Regions from separate parts of the Homo sapiens genome. Here region 1 is linked to region 2. The links are chromatin loops, found by intact Hi-C in ENCODE. Cell type or tissue: A673. All regions are shown on one strand. Each heading gives the region's core, and the rest is flanking DNA. Links, peaks and the distances in the headings are about the cores only.

Evidence for each region. A loop is a pair of places that touch in the nucleus more often than their neighbours do. Peaks named below come from ENCODE experiments on the same cell type or tissue, not always from the same donor. Only the 100,000 strongest peaks of a DNase experiment are listed, where the experiment ranks them.
Region 1: it touches region 2 in a loop (2.1-fold over the local background); 1 of 110 quality-filtered maps calls a loop at or near these places.

The regions. Positions count from the first base shown.
Region 1 is chr5:31,463,753-31,474,024 of GRCh38, reverse strand. DROSHA (drosha ribonuclease III) reads left to right here. Exons shown (of 36, transcript NM_001382508.1): 17 at 1,793-1,962; 18 at 5,962-6,086; 19 at 7,744-7,843; 20 at 9,682-9,789. Among named protein-coding and RNA genes, the nearest start is that of DROSHA, 63 kb to the left of the region's middle. RefSeq lists an enhancer at 6,308-6,477. In A673, for the core only: no CTCF peak of the experiment used is centred there; DNase peaks (open chromatin) are centred at 3,204, 3,874 and 4,364; H3K27ac peaks cover 2,343 bases.
Region 2 is chr5:31,410,204-31,420,475 of GRCh38, reverse strand. DROSHA (drosha ribonuclease III) reads left to right here. Exons shown (of 36, transcript NM_001382508.1): 31 at 9,589-9,730. Among named protein-coding and RNA genes, the nearest start is that of DROSHA, 120 kb to the left of the region's middle. In A673, for the core only: a CTCF peak has its summit at 5,288; no DNase peak of the experiment used is centred there; H3K27ac peaks cover 1,348 bases.

The sequences.
Region 1 (10,272 bases), core at 2,483-7,482, 54 kb before region 2:
AGAGCTTGTGGCATTTTTTTCCCTAGTGATACTGACATGGGACCACTCACAGTGCATGGCACATATGGTGAAAAACATGCTCCCATCTCAGAGTCAACTCCAGAGCTCTTAATGAGCGGTAAAGCTTTGTAAGATCTGACTTCCCTGCTGCCTCTCTCACATTCTTCTGACTTCACACCATCCACAGTGGCCTCTTTGCAGTTCCTAGGCACAACAGTTCCACTCCACCTTAGGGCATTTGCTCTTTCTTCTCCTCTTCCAGACTGCTGCATGGTAGCCTCCCTTGCTCCTTTCAAGTTTTGCCTACGTGAAACCTCTTAGAAGATTCCTTTCTTATCCATCCTTTTAGATACAACTCTAGTTCCTTGTCCTGTTTGATTCTTCTTTGTAGCACTCACCTCAACCTGATCTTTTATGTAGCTCTTTTATATTGTCTCTTTCTACTGCAGTAGAAGCTTCAGGAAGGCAAGGCTTTGGCTGTTTCCATCATTGCTGTGTTCTCAGGGCCTAGAACGGTGGCTGTTACATAAAAGGCACTCAATAAATATTTGTTGAATGAATGAATATTTGGATGAATGAGTGAATGCATGCCTACATATATATTGGCTGTAGAACAGCAATGTGGTCTAGTTCCAGAGTAACATCTCAGATGGAGGAACACAGCTCACACAGAAATGTTGATATTTTCTCTCTTTTCTCTCAGACATGCAGTCTTGTTTAAGTTCTTAGCCCACAGCAATTCACATTAAACTTGTTTAGTGCACCAGACTCAAACTGGGTGCCACTAATTCCTCTGACCAAGGAGGACACTCTCTTTTGTGCCATCCCATTGCTGCCATCTTGTGCTCTTTGTCCCTTTCTTTCTCCCTGAAGTGTTTGGTCCTGTACTACTGTTCATAGCCTATCTCATAACCTGGGAGAGGGTAATGATTGTCCTCTTCAGGGCTCTTGTCCTTTGTTTGGTTGGGTGTAGGCAAAGAAAAGAGATATAAAATGGTTGCCCATGTTGGTCCAGAAGTTAAGTCCAAAGAGAAGGCAGAAGCCTGTGGACCCCACATTAATGCCCAAATGAAGTGGATGTCTTTAGTTCATCAAATACTAGATTAATTGGCTTTTTCCAAGGTACTTGAATGATGCCCTTTGTTATTTTTATCCCCTGTACTTGGTGCTATATGCTTCTGTAGGCCTCAGAGCACTTGGTTTTTTTTCCATGTACTAACTCCATAATGATCTTCCATGATATTAGCACAGGCTCTTTAGCTCTGTTCATCATGGCAGGTGCAGCACATTAGCACCAAAAAATTAGACCATAATGCAACAACAGCTTATTGAAGACATCCATAAATATCTCACAAAAGCTTAGAATTTCCTTAAGACAGTAACATCACTTCTAAAGAGCTTTCATCTGTTACCTCAGAAAGAATGATAAAATATTTAAGACCTAACATGGTTCTGTATATTATAAACTATGGTTATTTATGCTAGGTGGCTTTAAATTTATTTAGATAGGCACCTTTTTTATATTCATACCTCACAAATGGAGCCTTTTATCATTTATAATGTTGTTGTTGCCAATTTAGTAAATGAGATGGTTTATGAGCACTGTTCATCAATGAAACAAATGGCTTTCATATTATTTGGCACCTGGTTAAACAGTGTAAATTTTACATTACCTTTTTGTATGTGCTCTTTTTCCTCCATTGTCTTGTTTTTTTCCTTATTCAGTTGTTGATTTGCTGTAAGTTGAGTAGCCTTATTTTTCCCCTTCTCTCCACTCCCATTCCCACCCAAGATGGAGGAAAGGAAGTGCTGTCCATGCACCAGATTCTCCTGTACTTGTTAAGGTGCAGCAAAGCCCTGGTGCCTGAGGAGGAGATTGCCAATATGCTTCAGTGGGAGGAGCTGGAGTGGCAGAAATATGCAGAAGAATGCAAAGGCATGATTGTTACCAACCCTGGGACGGTATGTTCTGGTGTCTGTATATTCAGAGGCTGGAGGACCTTCTTTTCCAGATCTGAATGTTTCATGAAAACAGTAACAGCACATTTTAAAAGTTTTAGGTAGTCACTGCTCTTGTCCTTGGATAATTTTTCCTTTAAATATTTAGTAAATAAGAAAATATTACAATTTAGGCATATTTGGTCGTAAATTCACCTAATTTAGTAAATTTATTCTACCTGAAGATAGGTACATTTTTAAGGCTTTTGACGCATGTTGCAGATTGCTTTCCAGAAGGGCTGTAAAATTTGTACTCTGGGAGCATATGAGAGCAACCATATCTTCATGCTGGTTATACTAAGGGAATTTGATGAGAGTTGGGGGGCGGGAAATGTCTTAGTTCAGTTTTGTATTTATTTTGATTTCTAAATGTTTATTGCCCATTCATGTTTTCTTTTGTTAATTGCTTGTTAATATCCTTTGATCTTTTTTGTAGCCTTCTTTTTTATTGATCCTCCGCCATAATTATTATAAATATTTTACATTTCTTTGGGTGCTACTTAAGTTTTTTGTTTTAAAATTAGCTTTTAATATTCAATTTTAGAAGTAAAAAATGCAAACATTAAAAGGATATAATTAAAAGAAAACTAGTTCTTATATAAAGACATAACATTTTCTTTATATCAATTTTTTTCTTCTAAATTAGTGTTACTGTTTCATAAAATAGTTATATGTTGGCATCTTATAAGGATAAAATTTTATAGAAATGAAGAATTAAAATATTTCCGTGAAAATAAATGGAATAATCTACTTAACAAAGCTGTTGTTTTCCAAAAAGCTGCCAATTGCTTAATAGCTTTGATTCATAAACTAAAAACTCTGGATCTACTTTTTGTAGCATGACAGTAACATCTGCACAAACAAAATGTTGCTATTTGCAAATAAAACATTCTGGCTAGTATGGATTCTTTTAAACAAATCCAGAAAGTAAAATTGTTTAATAAAAATATGTTTAAACATAAAACATGTTTAAAACCAGAAAATCGTATAATTTTTACTGTTATACTGTTAAGCCACATAATTATTAAAGTAACTTTAAAAGAAATATGTAAGTAATAACACTCTCAGAGTAAGACTGTGAATTCTATTTTTATTCTTAAAACAGTTGCATATATTGATATTCCCTCTGTCACTTTTCATGCTGAGTCAGAGGATGGGGCGGTGGTGGTGGCAGATGTCCAGTTTCAGCTGGGTGGTTCCACTTGGAGAGTTCCATGTTCTGTGGTAGACACGGGGGGAGCACGTTCACCCTGGACTTCCTTCCATGGTATAGTTACGTTTTCCTGAAATCTAGAATCAGCTGGAGAGTTTAAAAAAAAACTTAAGGATACCCTGGCTTAAGGATATAGCTACCTTATATACTCCAGGCAGTGAGGCCCAGTTTTCTGTAGTTAAAAAAAAATCCTCAAACGTTTGATTTTCTCACTGCTTGTTTTTGAGCCAGTGGCATAGATGAAGTTTATGATCACCATGATCATCATTCAACTAATTTGTCAAGGGACTACTATATGAGCCAGGTGCTAGTGAAGTTATATGTTAGGCTGGCACAAAAGTAGTTGCGGGGGTCTGCCATACCGCAACTATTTTTGCACCAAACTAATGTATGATGCTTGCCCAGGTGAAAACCCAAAGACCACTAACATATGAAAGGAGTCTTTGATGAATGGTTGAGCCAATGGATGCATCAGGAAAGCCTCTCATTTTAGGAGCTATCACTGGGATAGGCTTGCCAGGGGTGCTTCCTAAACAGTAAGATCTCTGAGGAATTGAGAAATTGTAGAAATTATTGGCATGATTAACTGTGCATCCTTGAGATGCTGTAAAGCCAGTATTAACAACATGAAGTCAGACCTAGTCAGTATGAAAGATTTTTATTGGAAGTTTCAGTGTCAGGCTTAGGAATGTGTTGAAGTTAATTCTTTTATACTGTTTATCTGAAGATATGCTTAAAGGAGGAAAAAAATCTTGAGAATTCAGTATTATGAAAACATCCTACTGAGAAGTGTGCAAGTTACTCATACGACAAGGTAGACACCACACTACATTTCATCCTCTGTAGGACTTGCTTTGAAAGATTGCAAAATGGCAAGAATATTGGGAAATTTATTAAAAATTTCAAGCCATTATGGTCACTTTAAATACTATATTGCTGCAGAACTTAAAAGAATTAATCTTCCAAGGAATACTTTTGTCATTAGTGACTTTTGTCATTTTTTATTCTTAAACAAAGATGGCATAATAAATGTTATAGGGTGTAGCCAAAGTCTAGAATATATTTCATTTCCTGCTCCCTCAACCCCTGCCATAAATTTAGAGATACTATAGATATTTTAAATCACTGTTTCCTGTGTTGGTACCATGGCATGGTGTTTAAAATCACAGAAACATGAATAATTCAATAGCATTCTATTCCACAGTTCGCATTCTAAAAATGTATCCTGCTGTTTTGTTGTACAAAATAATGAAAGTAATTCTTTGACCTTAAATAGCACGTTGCTACTGTTGATGGGCATTTAAATAATTTTATAATGGATTACATGTGAACAAAATATTTTCCATTTTCAAATTTTGAGAGCAGAGACCAACTTTTCAAGAAGCTAGTGACATTTTGTTTGTTAAATGACACTTAAAAAGTTTGAGGGGTTTTTTTTTTGTTTTGTTTTGTTTTTTGAGACAGAGTCTCACTCTGTTGCCCAGGCTGGAGCACAGTGGTGCGATCTCAGCTCACTACAACCTCCGCCTCCCGGGTTCAAGTGATTCTCCTGCCTCAGCCCCCTGAGTAGCTGGGACTACAGGTGTGCGCCACCACGCCCGGCTAATTTTTGTATTTTTAGTAGAGATGGGGTTTCACTATGTTGGCCAGGCTGGTCTCGAACTCCTGACCTCGTGATCCACCCGCCTTGGCCTCCCAAAGGTTTGAGTGTTTTAAGTAATGTGGGTGAATTCACCCAAGTTTATCCCTTTTGTCACCTCATTGAATATTTGTCAGATGGCTGGCTGGTATCACAGTTGTAGGTAGAGTGACCAGTTTGTCCCAGTTGCTGAGAGATTTCCTGGTTTTAGCATTGAAATTCCTCTGTCCCAGGGAAACCAGGCAGCCAACCAGACTCTAATTGTTGGGCATTGTTGTGGGACAGAATGAAGATTATTGGCCTCTGTGTGAATCAGTTTTAACAGCCTTAGCCTCCAAAGCAACTGAGCCGCAGACTCTACAGTGTGCTAGTGAAAACTGAATCTCTAATTGAGACTGTCCTGAGAGGTGATTATAAGGAAGGAGGTTGCTGAAACCTGTTCTCTGTGATTTTACCATCTTTTCATAAATTTAAGCTTTCAAGATGAAAGCCATTTCACAAATGATCCAGAAGGAATGAGCCATTCACTTCTTCCTTTATTAGACATGAAGAAAAAAATATGAGGCTCTCTGTTAAAATACACAAATGTCCTACATGGACATAATAAAAGAAGCTTAACTATTTGGCCTTTGCACCACTATACTTTCTAACTTAAAGATGTAGAATTAAAGGAATACATAAGATCCACTGAGAACAAGTGAGGGAAAAAACTTAAATAGAGGCATCTGTGCATTCTGAAATGTGAAATTAAAGCAGAAGAGGCTCTGCCTGTGATGTGGAATCCTTCCCCTGTGCCTTCAGAGAGGTTAAGGAAAAGTTATATCTGACTAGGTGTCCTTTTAAAAGTTTAATTTTTAAAGGTTTCTATGTGGACTGCAAAAAAGGACAAAATCATTGTTCATTATGCCAAATGGCATAGGCTCATTTACAAGGATGACATTATAGTTTTTAGATAGTATAGCTGCTGTAATTAAAGGGTTTTAAATGACCTTTTCCCTTTGGGGACAAGGCTTTCCTGGAAAAAAGTCCGATTTATTCCTTCCCTACTTAGGTTAAAGTCAATACATAAAGACTTCTTATGGGAATAAATGGCTTTGATTTTTCTCTCTAGAAACCAAGCTCTGTCCGTATCGATCAACTGGATCGTGAACAGTTCAACCCCGATGTGATTACTTTTCCGATTATCGTCCACTTTGGGATACGCCCTGCACAGTTGAGTTATGCAGGAGACCCACAGTAAGATATTTCTCAGTGTTTGTCTTAGCCAATTTCACCTTCTACTAACAGCCAAATTAGCAGAGAAATACCCTTTAGTGGATGTTTCCTTTTTAAAAATTAAGACCTGAAATGAGCCATACTTCCAATTTAGATTACCCAAATGAAACAATTGTGGTAGCTCCTGAAGAATTATTTTCTGTACATATTTGAGTGCAAGAAACTATTATTCAATAGAATATTTTTGGCAAACTTGGTCAACATAAGTCCTTGTATGTTTTTAAACTTTAAGGAACTTTTTCTTTATTCATCCTTATAATAATAATTATTATTTTTTATTTTTTCAGTGCCCTCTAGAGGAAAGTAGCACATATTGGTTCCTAGCACTGCCGAATTTATGCAGAGTTCTCTTTTTGGGGGCATCTTAAGAGTTCAAGATCACATGCAAAGTCAAGGTTGTGTTGGAAGTAGGAGCCGTGACTTCTGACTCTTAGGATTGATGTAACTTTCCACGTTTTGATTTTTCCAACTGGCATGTTAGTGTTTTCTGGGAGAAGATTTAGGATGTGTGGGAATGGAGATAGTACCATTAGATTCTTCGGGACTGTTTGGATTTCCTACCTTGCTAAACACACAAACAGCTTCCTGACTTATTTTTTTTTTTTTTTTAAAAAGGATTCATAGTGGGAGAAAAGGGCATGGGAGATTTTCAATTCATAAATACAGTTCTGGCTGACATATATTAGAAGAGGCTAAAGGGTTTTGTTCTTTTTTTTCCCCCTTTGGATAAAAGTATGAAGCAGTGAACCAGGCACTGTGTAAGTACTTCTTTCTTTCCTCCATTCTCTTAAAAAAAAAAAAAAAAGTTTTCAAAAAAGGAGAGGCCCAGCTAAGGCCAAGAAAGGAACAGTTTTAATGTGACAGAAAATCTTTGGAAAATCCCTTCTTGTCAGAAAAATGTTAGTAGAATGTGATGAGGCTCTCGTGGACTCTCAGATGGCAGGACTGTGAATTGATAAAGGACTGCATATTCGCTTCATTTCCAGGACGCTTTGACAGTATCCTTTAGACTGGTCTAGGTTATCACTTATTTGGCTGCAACAAATATGCTTATATTGTCATGGTAAATACAAATTGGTATACACCATTAGTCTTTTATCCTCTCCAGTGGACAAATGGATACAGCTATGTAGCTTGGGTTTTGGCACAAATGGGGTTCTCTATTCTAATACTCTTCAACTTATATTTGGTATAAGTAGTTCAGCAACTGACAGTCTCCCTAAGGAAGGGGTCTTTCTTTCAACAAATATCAGAAAGTGTATATTTAAATAAAATCTGTTATTTTCAAGAGGTAACAGTGAGAAACAGGATGATTCCTTTGGTTGAGGTGTTTTTGTGTCTTTGGAATTCTTTCCAGAGATTCATTCATATAGTCACACCTCATTTCCAACTGAAATAAGCAATAATCAACTTAATCACCAGGTTCCAGTTGACTCTTGTCCATCCTGACTCTCAGCCTCAAAGTCATAGCCTTCCTTAGAATGATGGCTTTCTGCCATTAAGAATAATCAAAAGAATGTAATGTATGATTTGAAGAGGCCTCTTAAAATAACTGGTTTTGTTGCATTTTAGGTTTACCTCCTCTTTACCTGAGATGTTTGCCTGTCCTTTTCCTTAGGTACCAAAAACTGTGGAAGAGTTATGTGAAACTTCGCCACCTCCTAGCAAATAGTCCCAAAGTCAAACAAACTGACAAACAGAAGCTGGCACAGAGGGAGGTCTGTATCAAACTCCATTCCTTGGTGATTAACGATGATGTGCTTCAGGTTTATTTCGTGATTGTTGTATCACACTATACTTCTGGTACAAGATGGAAAAATATTTTTTTAAAAAAATCATACTTTACCCTCCTCCCCCCATTATTATACGAATTGATTTTAAAAAATCTTTTAATATTTAAGAGAGCCTTTTTATCCCTGTATTAGTCTGTTTTGCATTCCTCTAAAGGAATACCTGAGACTGGGTAATTTATAAAGAAAAGAGGTTTATTTGGTGCACGTTTCTGCAGGCTGTACAAGAAGCATGGCACCAGCATCTGCTTGGCTTTTGGGGAGGCCTCAGGATGCTTTTAATCATGGTAGAAGGTGGATGGGGAGCAGGCACGTCATATGACAGAAGAGGGAGGAAGAGAGGGAGGAGGGAGGTCCCAGACTCTCTTTAACAAGCAGATCTCACATGAACTCATTACTGTGGGGAAGGCACCAAGCTATTCTTGAGGGATCCACCCATGACGCAAAAACCTCCCACCAGGCCCCATCTCTCACATTGGGTATCATATTTCAATGTGAAATTTGGAGGGGCCAAAACATCCTAACTGTATCAATCCCTAAAATGCCAGTTTCTTAATGGATTATTACCACTGGGAATCAAACATATCTTTTATAGATATTAAAGCTTAAATTTGTTGAATCAGCCTTTTATCTTTAATTTGGTTGCACATTATACAACATTGGGCCTTACTCAGATTTCTTGGTCTTAAAGTTGGAAAAGATTGTCTTCCATTGGTCTGCCAGTTTAGTATGGTAAACTTATTTTGTAAGGTTTCATATCCCAAATTCCATATTTCCTTACTAATGGGTAGTATTATCCCTGTAATCCAGGATAACTTACGTTTTAGTTTTAATTATAAGAATAAACGGTTTCAGTATCAACATAGATTATTGTCTCAGGGAGGTTTTATTCTGCTGGGGTTGTGTAAGAGCAAGGCTTTGAAGCTGGAAAAAGTGTTTGAATTCTGGCTTTGTCACTTACTGTGATTTAGGCCAATCAGCCTGTTTATAAAGGAGGGAACTAAGGTTGAGAGGCTGACTGAAGTGTTCCTCCGTTGGTGCACTCAAGGAAAAAGGTAGTTCCATGAACTTCTGAAATACGCCATTTAATGGGCCTCTTGTGCTATTTGGCCTGTAAAAGGAACTTAATCAATAGTGGGGGTGGGGGTGGTTCCTGTTATTATGAATTCCTATGAGATTTTGATTCAGTTGCATGCATGCAAATATACAATTATTTTTACAATTATTTGAAGGGCCGTGAAAGGGAAGAGTTAGTTCCTAATCATGTCTCACAGGTGATATTTTGGATCATAGTCTTTTTTTATATAAAGTATGCCATTGTAGCAAGAGTTTTTATAAGGGTTTGCAAGTTAGAAGGCAACTATTAGAATTATGTGGGTCGCAGGTTAATTTGCTTTCTTTCTTAGAGGTAAATACTTAACATGAGGCTTGATAAAAATTTTACATGCTCATTTCAAATCCCAAACCACATTTTGCTTCCTTTATCAATGAAAGGGCATATTTTGTTCAAAAATACCAGAATGGTAGATTTGGTTTAGAGTTTTTCTTATCTAGTTGCCAAGAAAGGCTGGGCTGTGTTATACCCCAAGCTTTGAGCATTCCAGCCTCCATTTTAAAGAAAATATTGTAATTTTGTATGAAGAGGTTTGAGTATCTGAATGTAGGGGTAATATTAAATGAATCCAACTTATTTTCTAATGCTTGATGTTTGGCTTACTATTGCTTTATAGCAGTTGTGTTACTCATCATAATGAATTCTTTTCTAGGAAGCCCTCCAAAAAATACGGCAGAAGAATACAATGAGACGAGAAGTAACGGTGGAGCTAAGTAGCCAAGGATTCTGGAAAACTGGCATCCGTTCTGATGTCTGTCAGGTGGGGAGACTTCTGAGGACACAGTTATGCCCATACTTTTCTTCCTTTAAAACAAATCTGGTACTGAGGGTTTCTTAATTGAGAATGTTCTTTAGAAAATACTACCTTGAGACTAAATGGAATATCAACTATAAATTGTTTTCTATTATTTGGATTTTGTTTTTGTTGTCTGTTTTGATGCTGGTGTGTGTGTGTATGTTGTATTTGTGGGTGCTGGGGCAGGGAGAAGCTTACTTAGTAGTGTTCAGTTCAGTGTCTTCTCTTTGGATAAAGGTAAGTCTGTCCTCATGCATCTGCTCATGCATCTGCCTGTTTGCAGCACATGTATAGGTGCTTATACAAAAGAGATAATCCAGCAGCCATACAAGCAGACTCGTAAAGTGTATGTTTTCTAGACTGATGACTCAAATTTACATTGCAATTTATATTGCAGAGAACTGAAGGCATTAATGAACAGAATCAGTGTATACTTCATATTTGAAC
Region 2 (10,272 bases), core at 2,840-7,839:
TTTTATTTGTTGCGTACTGTTTTTACTCTGTGAAACCAATCAATAATATCCTGAAATGGTGAACAAAACATCCAGAAGGAGGTCATGATGATCTCTTAAGGCACAATGAGTAACCTTTGAGAAGTCCCTTGAGGACTGGACATTGAGAAAGCAAATACTTTATTGGGCAAAGAAAAATACTGGTACACTGCAAGATACTTAGTGCAGTCTGTCTTTAGTATGTTGAAGCAAATAACAAGTCTTTCAAACTTTGCATCTCTACAGTTTTTATGTGTGTTCTGCTTTGAATAGAATTGGATTTTATCTTTGTAACCGTGAGTGAGCCCTGGAAATAGTTTATGTGAGACATAAATATTGGAACTAGAGAGAATATGGTGACTTGGCTGTTTAGATGTCATTTTTCAGTGGAATTTCTAAGCCTAGCATTCACTCACTCGATGAGTATCTCTTGAGTTCCATCATAAGTGCTGAGGAATCAGCAGTACTCTTTTTTTATATTAAGTTTGATTACCATTTAAAGTTAACAGTTTTTAGGTGGACAAGAAAGTGTCTTTTTCATGACTTAATATTAAATTCATAAACTATAAACATTTTTGAGAAATGAACTATAGTATCTTACTGTTCATTAGAAAAACAATAAATTGCATGTTCAATATCCTCTGACACTTCATACGTGTCAGAGTATCTGGTTGGCCCGAGAAATGGCCAAACCAACTAAATAGTTTGAAATAGTAATTCATCTTAGGGCCCTATAGAGGCCACTTTTGAAAATGTTTGCTTTAAATACACACATTTCCCCTGGTATTCCTACAAAATTAATTGTGAACGCTAGGATCTTATAGAGATGGGAAGTTTATTGTTTCCCACCTGCTCACCGTGTACATTTTCCCTCCCACCCCACTCCCCCACCCCCAGCATTGAACAGTACGGAAACCAAAACTCAGAAAGGCATGAGTCCTGTCCATGATCTAGAGAAAGGTAAAACTAGGACTAGATGAGAGACTCTAGTTCTGTGTTCTTTCCAAAGTCACTTCAATGCCAGAAGTGTAGTTTTATCCAAAATGTATTTAACAGCCCTGCTGTCTTAATATTAGAAAGTTTTTGACTAGCTTATTACAGTGATGTTGACAAATGATAAAATTATGTGAAGGCTTTTTGAATTATATTCACAGAACGCTTTGGTAGAAATTAGCAGGACCAGCAGATCTGCGGGCAAGACAAAGACAAAGAATAAGCTAAATGCAGATTCTAACAGATACCAACTCCCATTAGCATTAACATGGCTGCTCCCTCCTCCTTCTTGAAACACAAGCTTTGTTGGCTTCTGTCACGGTGCACTTTCCTGGGTTTCCTCTTACCTCTTTAGCTACTCTTTCTCAGCCTACTTTGCAGACACATCTTAGTCTCACAGCTAATAAACAGTCCATGTCTAAAATGCTCACTCTTAGGCCATGTTCTCTTTTTAATAGAGTCTCTCCTACCAGTCTTTTCAATGTGTGTCATCAGTTTCATCTTACCGGCAGATGACTTCTAAACTGATCTCTTCAGTCCTGTCTCCCTTCTGAGTTCCAGCCCTAGCTGCCTTCTCAACATCTCAACATGTGTAAGACTGAATTTGTAGTCTCCTGCCTGGGTCCTCGTCCAGTATTCCCTGAGTAATTGAATGGCAGCACCACCCATTCAGTGTTGCATGTCAGAAACCTAGGAGACATCTTGAATGCCTCTCTCTATCTCCCTTTTCTGTATCCCAGTCCATTCACAAGCCCTGACAGTGTTATTCCTCAAGTATTTCTTGAATTTATCCTCTTCCTTATGAGCTTTTTTCTGTCACCCACATCCTCCCTAGCTGCCTTACTCACCTGGACCACTGCAGTTTAATTTCTGCATAACTATTGATACGTTACAAGGGCCAGGTATGGTGGTTCATGCCTGTAATCCCAGCACTTTGGGAGGCCAACCTGGGAGGATTGCTTGAGCCCAGGAGTTTAAGACCAGCCTGTGCAACATAATGAGACTCCATCTCTACAATAAAATAAAAAACTAGCTTGGTAGAGTGGCATGCATTTGTAGCCCCAGTTACTTGGGAGGCTGAAGTGGGAGGATCGCTTGAGCCCAGGAGCTGTGGTTGCACCACTGCACTCCAGGCTGGGCAACAGAGCAAGACTCTCCTCTCTCTGTCTCTCTCTCTCTCTGTGTCTCTCTCTCTCTGTCTCCCTCTCTCTCTCTCTCTCTGTGACACACACACACACACACACACCACACACACATAGAGTTACAGTGTGATTGATAGAGACCCAGTTGAAAGAAGTGATGTTTATTAAATTGCAAAGGATAGGAATCTGAAGGTTGTGTTCATGCAAAACATAAGGCAATGCAGCATCTTCCCGTGAGAGGAGTGGGCTGCTGGAGTCCCCAGGTGTCTCCTGGATGTATCCTAATATTTGAAAAGCCTGCCTTTGCTGTTCTTACGGGCATTTTTGAACTCTGAGAGATGGACAGCCTCTCAGGCAGAAATCCTTCAAGAGGCCCAGATCTCAGGCCTTTGTGAAGTCATTTTTGCAGCTTCCTACCCTGGTCTTCCTATGTCAACTCATGCCCCTGCCCAATCCATTTTACATGCTGTAGTCAAAGGAGTCTCTTCACAACAAATCTACGCTGGCCTTTCATCTACAGTGACTACACTGTGACGACACCAGCCATTCATCTTCAGTCCCATTTGGTTGTTTCTCTTCCTCTCTCCACCTCTTAACATTGGAGTGGCCCAGTTCTCAGTCGTCAGACCTCCTCTCTGTCAACTTCTGCTCCGTAAGTGATCTCATTCTGTCTCATGGCTTTGAATACATCTTTACACTACTTCCTAATTTGTGTCTTTGGCCTTTTCCCTTTCCTTTTTCTTGTACATTTGTTTAAGTTCTGTGTAGATTCTGACCACTTTTATGGTTATCACCCGGTCTGAGCCACTGCAGTCCAGATTATTAGCTATAACCTCCCAAGTGATTCATACCCCGCGCCCCAGTCAATTTTCAGCACATCTAGAGGGATCATTTTTAAAGAGAAGCCGGATTACATTCCTCTTCTGCACAAAACCTCCCAAACCTTCCCATCTCAAGAGTAAAAGACAATGTTGTTACAGTCACCTTATATGAACTGGCTCCCTGTCTCTGTTTTTCATAAGACTCTTCACATTGGCCTGTATGCCAGTTCCTGCAGGACACTAAGCAAGCCCTTGCCTCAGGGCCTTTGCAGTGCATTTTATCTGGCTGCAGTATTGTTCTCCTGGTAATCTATACGGCCAAATCGCTCACCTCCTTCAGGTCTCTGTTCAGATGTCATCTTATCAATAAGGCCTTCCTTAACCTACCCTGAATAAATAGGCAACCACTTCCCCTTGTCCCTAGCACACCTCCTCAGCCTGGAACCTCTCATGCCTTTCTCCTCCTTAGCATATAGTATGTAATGTACTTGTTTACTATCTGTCTTCTCCAATCAGAGTGTAAACTCCATGAAGGCCAGGGTTTTTGTTTGTTTTCTCCATTCCTGATTCCTTGGTCCCTGGGAAGTACCTGGCATATCAGTGCTCAGCAAGTATGCTTTGACTGAATGATCATCCTATCCCAGCTTAACTCTCTACAGTTGCTCTTCAGATAGTTTCTAAAGAACAGGCAAAGCCCTGGGTGGTCTGGCCTTGCCCGCCTGCCCAGCCTCGTACCACAGGCTCTTGTTCTCACTCTGCACCTCTGCACTGAGCTGCTATTTGCATTTCTCCAGGCCTCCTCCTGCCAGCAGGCCTTTGTGTATGCTCTTCCTCTCCCTGGAAGCTGTTCTGTTCTAGCCCTTACTTTTATGTGCCTGGTATCTTCTACTCTTCCTTTAGATGTCCTTTCTGGTGTGACTTCTGGATGCGGGAAACTTTCCCTGACCACCCTTACCCATCCCGCCCCCGCATCAAAATTCTGTGTTGTTTTCCTTCCTGGCCTTTACCTCAGTTTGCCTACCCCAATGGACTAGAAGTTCTTTGAGAGCATGTTTTTGTTCATCACTGTATGCTCAGCAGTGCCTGGCATATGATAGGCCCTCAGTATATCTTTGCTAAATAAATAGAAGAGTGACAACTGTGCAGTCAGCTAAGTCAAGAGGGAAGAGGCAGTGGCACTGGAGGGAAGTGGACTGTTGCTTTATATATAAGGGAAGAAGCGGAAGGCTTACTTATGAGTGTCTAAGGATTAAAATTAATTTAAAATTTGGAGAGGATTACTTATTGCAGTTGCATTGGTTGGGGGATGGCAAATGATTCATTATTGTGATTAAAGAGCACACAGCTACAGTAATTCACATTGGGAGGCATTAATTAGCTTTGAGCCATTCCCTTGCACACTTAAAGGGAATAAGGACAATTGAGCAAATGTAATATGGCTTTCAAGTTTTGAATGCTGATGGGGAAAAACATTCTGTTCTGTAAGTTGGCTATTCAAAAGGCCTACTCGGGAAGGAGTGTTAGGCTTATCCAATTGTTCTAGGATAACCGAGTTTGCATTGGGCTATAGAGGGAAGTTCTGTTTCATATGCTGAAGTTTTTAGTTTTTAGGTTGGTGTATGCAGTAGGGTCAAGGTATAAATTGTGAGAACACCTCAAATTAAGTGTTTACACAGGCCAGGATGCCTGTAATGTAACCCTTGGAAATCTTAAGCCATAGGAGTTTTCTCCTCTGTATCATTCTTCTTTCTTAGCCTTTACTCTTTGCTAAAAATAGTTGCTAATCTCCGTGCCTGCTGTGTTCAAGGCACTGTACCCAATGGTGGCATGCACTATAGCGGTGATGAACCTACAGTTTTTGTTTGTTTTTAATGATTTGGGATAATGGGAAAGAGAGCAAGGATTACAGATAAAAAGCTCAAGAACCAGTGATCTAATCCTGCCCTGATGCTTCCACACAGCACTGAGCATAAATCATTCAGACAAACAGGTATTTTATCTAAAAGATCTCGTTGAGAAGATAGATTACACAGCCTCCTGTATGAGGATTTCTGTCACTGACATAATTTGGCTCTTTGTATCTGACCTGTATTTGCCTGCTAGCATTTATGTACCTTTTCTTTAGTTATCACAGGAAATGGAGACCATCTGGCGACCACTCTTGTTATAATAGAGCTGTGTGGCATATTATTGTCACTTTCAATAGTATATTCTGCTTTCACCCCGTGTTCTTATATTAAGCCCTCAAAATAATAAATCACAGTCTGCTTAATTTACACTAGGTGTCCCTCTTTGGTAGCTCATCCCCCAGCTGTGGTTTTTCCCTTCAGATTCAAGAGTGAAATTGGGAACTTGAAGGAAGATTGTCAATATGTATGTTTTATTTAAACGAATAAATCTTTTTCTTATGAAAGTTTAAAGTAATGATGAAAGACTGCTATGCTGGCATAATAGAAAACATCCTGGATTCTCAATACCAGAGTTTGAGATCTGGGATATTTACATTGGTCTCTGACATTGCACCAGGAATTCAGCAGTCCTTTCCTCAGGTTTACAGAGAGCTTTAATTATAGTCTTCTTAGTCATTTCTGGTGATTTCAAATTAAACTTTGTCTTTTTGGAAGTATTTTTTTTAAAGTTGTTGATGACAGGTTAGCACCTGGTAAAATGGGGAATTTTGAGGACAGTGAGTGGACAGGACGGGTATCCAAAACATTTTACATTGAAAACAAATTCAGAGGAATTCTTAGAATTTTCTAGAACCTTTTCCCATAACTGAAGAGCAAACATATTTTGTCGAATTATGATGATGCTGTTGTGAATAACACAGCAACAGCTAACATTTCTGTTGTGTTTATCATATGCCAGTCATTGTAGTTAGATTATATGTCATCCACTCTAATTCTCAAAACAATCGTGAGAGCTAGGTACTACATTCTCCATTTTATAGATGAGGAAACTGAGGCTCAGAGATATTTAATAACTTAGACAGGTTCACTTAACTAGGAAGTGCCAGAGCCACAATTTGAACCCAGGTAACTTGGTGCTAAATCTTTTGCTTTTTGCTATCTCTAACACGAGGCATTGTTTGCAAAATAGTCTGATAACTGTCTTCTGCTCAATTGGGTGCTTAATGTTTATTTTCTAGATTTCCACTAAAATATATAAATAGATATTTCCCCTTTGTAAAATAGTAATTTATAACATCACCATCTACAGGCTTTTCAACTTCATGTCTTGATGTCATTTAAATCCTTCCGCCAAAACAATCTTTCTAAAATAAAAAAAAAATTACCTCACAACTGCCCCCATTTGATATCTTTTGGGATTCCCCTTCCCCTACAGGAAAGTGCAGTCTTCTTCACATCACCTGCCAGCCTCACTGCATCAGCTCTCCTCCCTTGGCTCTGATTTCCCCTCCAGGTCCACCCAGTGGTCACCTTGCTGTGTAATGGCCCCTTGCATTTGCCATAGCTGCTCTCTCTTCCTTGGAAACCCTTTCCCACCCTTCTCTCACTGGCTGACTCAGTCTTTTTCACTTCTGATTCTGTGTTCATCAGAATCCACCTACATCAATCTTTTCAAAAGTTAGATCTCTAGAAATGTTGATTCGTTGGTTCTTGAAAGAAGCCTGGGCACCAGCTTTTCAGAAGCACCTTATGATTCTGGTGTTACAGCCAGGTAAATGAGGCCCTGAAATGCTTTTACTCAAATGTCAGCCCTCCTCCAGGAGGCCTCCCTGGAAAGCTGAGGTCTAGAGGAGCACCTGCATGTATCTGCAGTCTCTGTGCTGGCACTGCAGCCACCACAGTGCATTGCAACAGCCGGTCTGCACGTGGCTTCTGAGGAGGGTGTCAGTTCCTGAGGGCAGCAGCAGCACGTTGCTCCTCTCAGGATCTTCAGCTGTCAGCACGGGGCCTGGCATGTAATTGGTCTGCACCCACTGGTGCACTGAACTGCCATAACCTCAGGTTTTCTTTCTTGCTGATACCCCTGGGTCATGTTCTTTGGCAAATAACATGATTCATTATGAAGTAGAGTTCAGCAAAGGACAAGGATGAAAGTTGTCATTTAGAGAACTGCCATTCAGACTTTCTTGTCTAGGTAAAGAGCAAGGTCTTCTCTCTTTTCAACTCATTTTCTAAATTTAAACTGACGATGAGAATATGGATGATGTGTAGCTTCCTTCTCCCCCACTGATTTTTGGTTCAGGCTCTGGGTTTTTGGCAAGAACTTACAGATCTCACTTATTATTGGCCACCCTTCTGCTTTAAGACCTGTCAGGGCTTGTCTGAAATAAAACTGGAAGCACTTCTGATTCCATCCTCACTGCTTTCCTCCTTCACCGTCAGACAGCATTACTGTATAGCACTGAGTGAGGGGCCCTGACACTGGAAGGTGGCAGGTGGGGCCTGGCCGCCAGTGAGGTATCATCATTTGTGTGTGCTCATGTGTGCGTTGGGCTTGTTGTATCTGAGGCATGAACATTCCATATACACGGCTTAAAGAGTTTTCTTCCCATACCGAAAGCATATATTCGGAGAGGACCCAACTTATTCAGCATAGCCTTGTTCCCATAGTAGCCATCCTATTCCCCCACAGCCTCTACTTTAGGAAAGCTCCCCGTCCCCATATGAAATCCAAACCAAAAAAGATATATCACTTTCAGCTCAATTATTCCATAATTACAAGATATTAGGCTAGTGGGCTCTTTATTGGTTGGGTCTTATATTAATGTTATATGCTAGCCTTGTAATTTTGAGCTCCTCTATGGATGTTAATTTTAGTGAAACTCTATATTGAAGAAAAGATGGGACTAAGGGGGAGACAGGAGGAGGAAAGAAAGCAGAGACAGGCAAAGAATCATAGCCTGAAATTCAACAGCAAGCATGGCTTATGAAGATCAAGTTATATTTTTGCTTCATGAATCATTGTCAGACAAATTAAGAACATATTGTTTCTTATTTATCTATTGTCAAGGATTCACTATCAGACACTAAGAATAAATCTTGATTTTCATAAGCTCTGTTGACACCATGGAGCCACAGAGCATAAAACTTGCATCTAATAAAGAAAGTGCAACATGGAACAGCAGGGAGTGGAATACCAGCACAACTCACAGCTGCTTCCTGTTCCTCGTCCCTGTTTTCAGGAATGTTTCTTAGCAGGAAGTTTTTTAATAGACCGAGAATTTGTTATATGTATTCTAAGAAAAGTTGTAGTTGTAGATGCATTACTCTCCCAAATCTTAGAGATCAGGGATGATTATGTTCCATTTTTGTTTGGTGAGTTCCCATCTTTGTATGTACCTCCTTGCTCCCGGCTGTCCTCCTCTCCTCTTCCCTAGTGAGTGGTTAATGAGTGTTAATGCCTAAACCATACTTGTTTTATGGACACTTCTATAATGGATTCGTTGCATAATTTTCATGCAGTGTATAGTGTTACTAGTTGGAAATTCTTGGAGGACTCTTAGCTGTCTGATGAAATTCCTAGTAGAAATTTTTGTTTTGAATTCCTAAAGTTGAAATATGAAAATTATATTTTAATTTGATTAGAGACAAAGGATACCAGTATGGGCTGGGCGCAGTGGCTCACGCCTGTAATCCCAACACTTTGAAAGGTCAAGGTGGGTGGATCACTTGAGCTCTGGAGTTCGAGACCAGCCTAGGCAACATGGTGAAACCCTGTCTCTACAAAAAATACAAAAATTAGCTGGGCATGTTGGCAGGTGCCTATAGTCACAGCTACTCGGGAGGCTGAGGTGGGAGGATAGCTTGAGTCCAGAAGGTGGAGGTTGCAGTGAGCCAAGATGGTGCACCACTGCACTCCAGCCTAGGCAACAGAGCAAGAGCCTGTCTCAAAAAAAAGGATATCAGTATGAAAAACTGAGACTCAAGCTAGATACCATAAATCTTTAAAATAATAATAAAATAAAAATGTAAATAAATAATTTAAATCTTTTCATAGTATTTACTTAAACCTCACTTAAGTCCTATAATATCAAAATTAGCATCAGTGCCGTGAAACTTGAAGCTTATTTTAGACTTAAAAAAAAATCCTTTAAAATTAATGTACAGTGACAAAAAGCAGGCCGTTTGCCTGGTCAGGGGTTGGGAAGGATTCACTGCATGGAGATGCTGGGAATTTGTTTGGAGTGATAAAAATGTACATGTTTTTCAAAACTCATCTAACTGTGCACTGAAAATGGGTGCATTTTATTGAATGTAAGTTACACTTTAATAAAATTGATTTTAACACTCTTAATGCTTCCTTATTTTGTAGCATTAAACTTATTAGAAACTATGACCTTAAATCTTATTATACATCCCCCCTCCCCCACCACAGCCCTGCCCCAATGCTCCTAAAGAAGTAAATGAGCCATTTATGTCAGTAAGGTAAAAATCCAGGATAGTAGAGTGGAGTACGTTATTAAGGAGAAGGTAAATGGGCATGGAGCATATCACTGTCATCTGGGTGATGGTTGAGGCCATAGACCTCACTTATTTTGGTGTCCCTGTCAGTGACAGCCTCTCAGGCTAGTTGGGTCCAACCCAGGAATAAGAGAGGTCAAAAGTGAAATGTGTTCTCAATGTACCGCCATTCCTTTTGGGCAGTTGTTGCGAAGCTCTTTGGTGAATAATAGAACTCAGGCCAAGGTAGCGGAGGAGCTGGGCATGCAGGAGTACGCCATAACCAACGACAAGACCAAGAGGCCTGTGGCGCTTCGCACCAAGACCTTGGCGGACCTTTTGGAATGTGAGTGCCACACACTTTTCTCTCAACCTCCAGGTTCAGAGTTTAAGTCCAAGTAACCGTATTTGTCCTCCTCCTCATTATTATTATGTTCTGGCTAAAGAAACCTTGTTTGCTATTTTAATTTTTTATGCTTTTTACCAAAGCTTTTCTGAAGGAAAATAATTTGAAACTAAGACATGTGAATAATGAATTTTTATGTTCAATCTATGTTCAGTGGTACCCCCAACACATACCCCTCCATCCTAACACTCAGCTACCACATCCCTTTGTGTGAAACAGTAATAGAATATGAAGATCAGTTGTTGTAAATCAGAGCCTTTTTGCCACCCAGCAGCCTTCATATAGGGGCACAGAAGAAAGAAGGGTAATTTATTCACTAAATACTGAAACTATTATTCATTGTTTTGAATGAGTGCAAAGCTCTGCGGACAAATGTCGTCTTTTGCAGTTTCCGATATGGTCTGGCAGCATTGTAAATAATCCTATTATAGTTAACGAAAGGATTATACACATAGTTGTATTGTTTGTATTACTTCAAAATA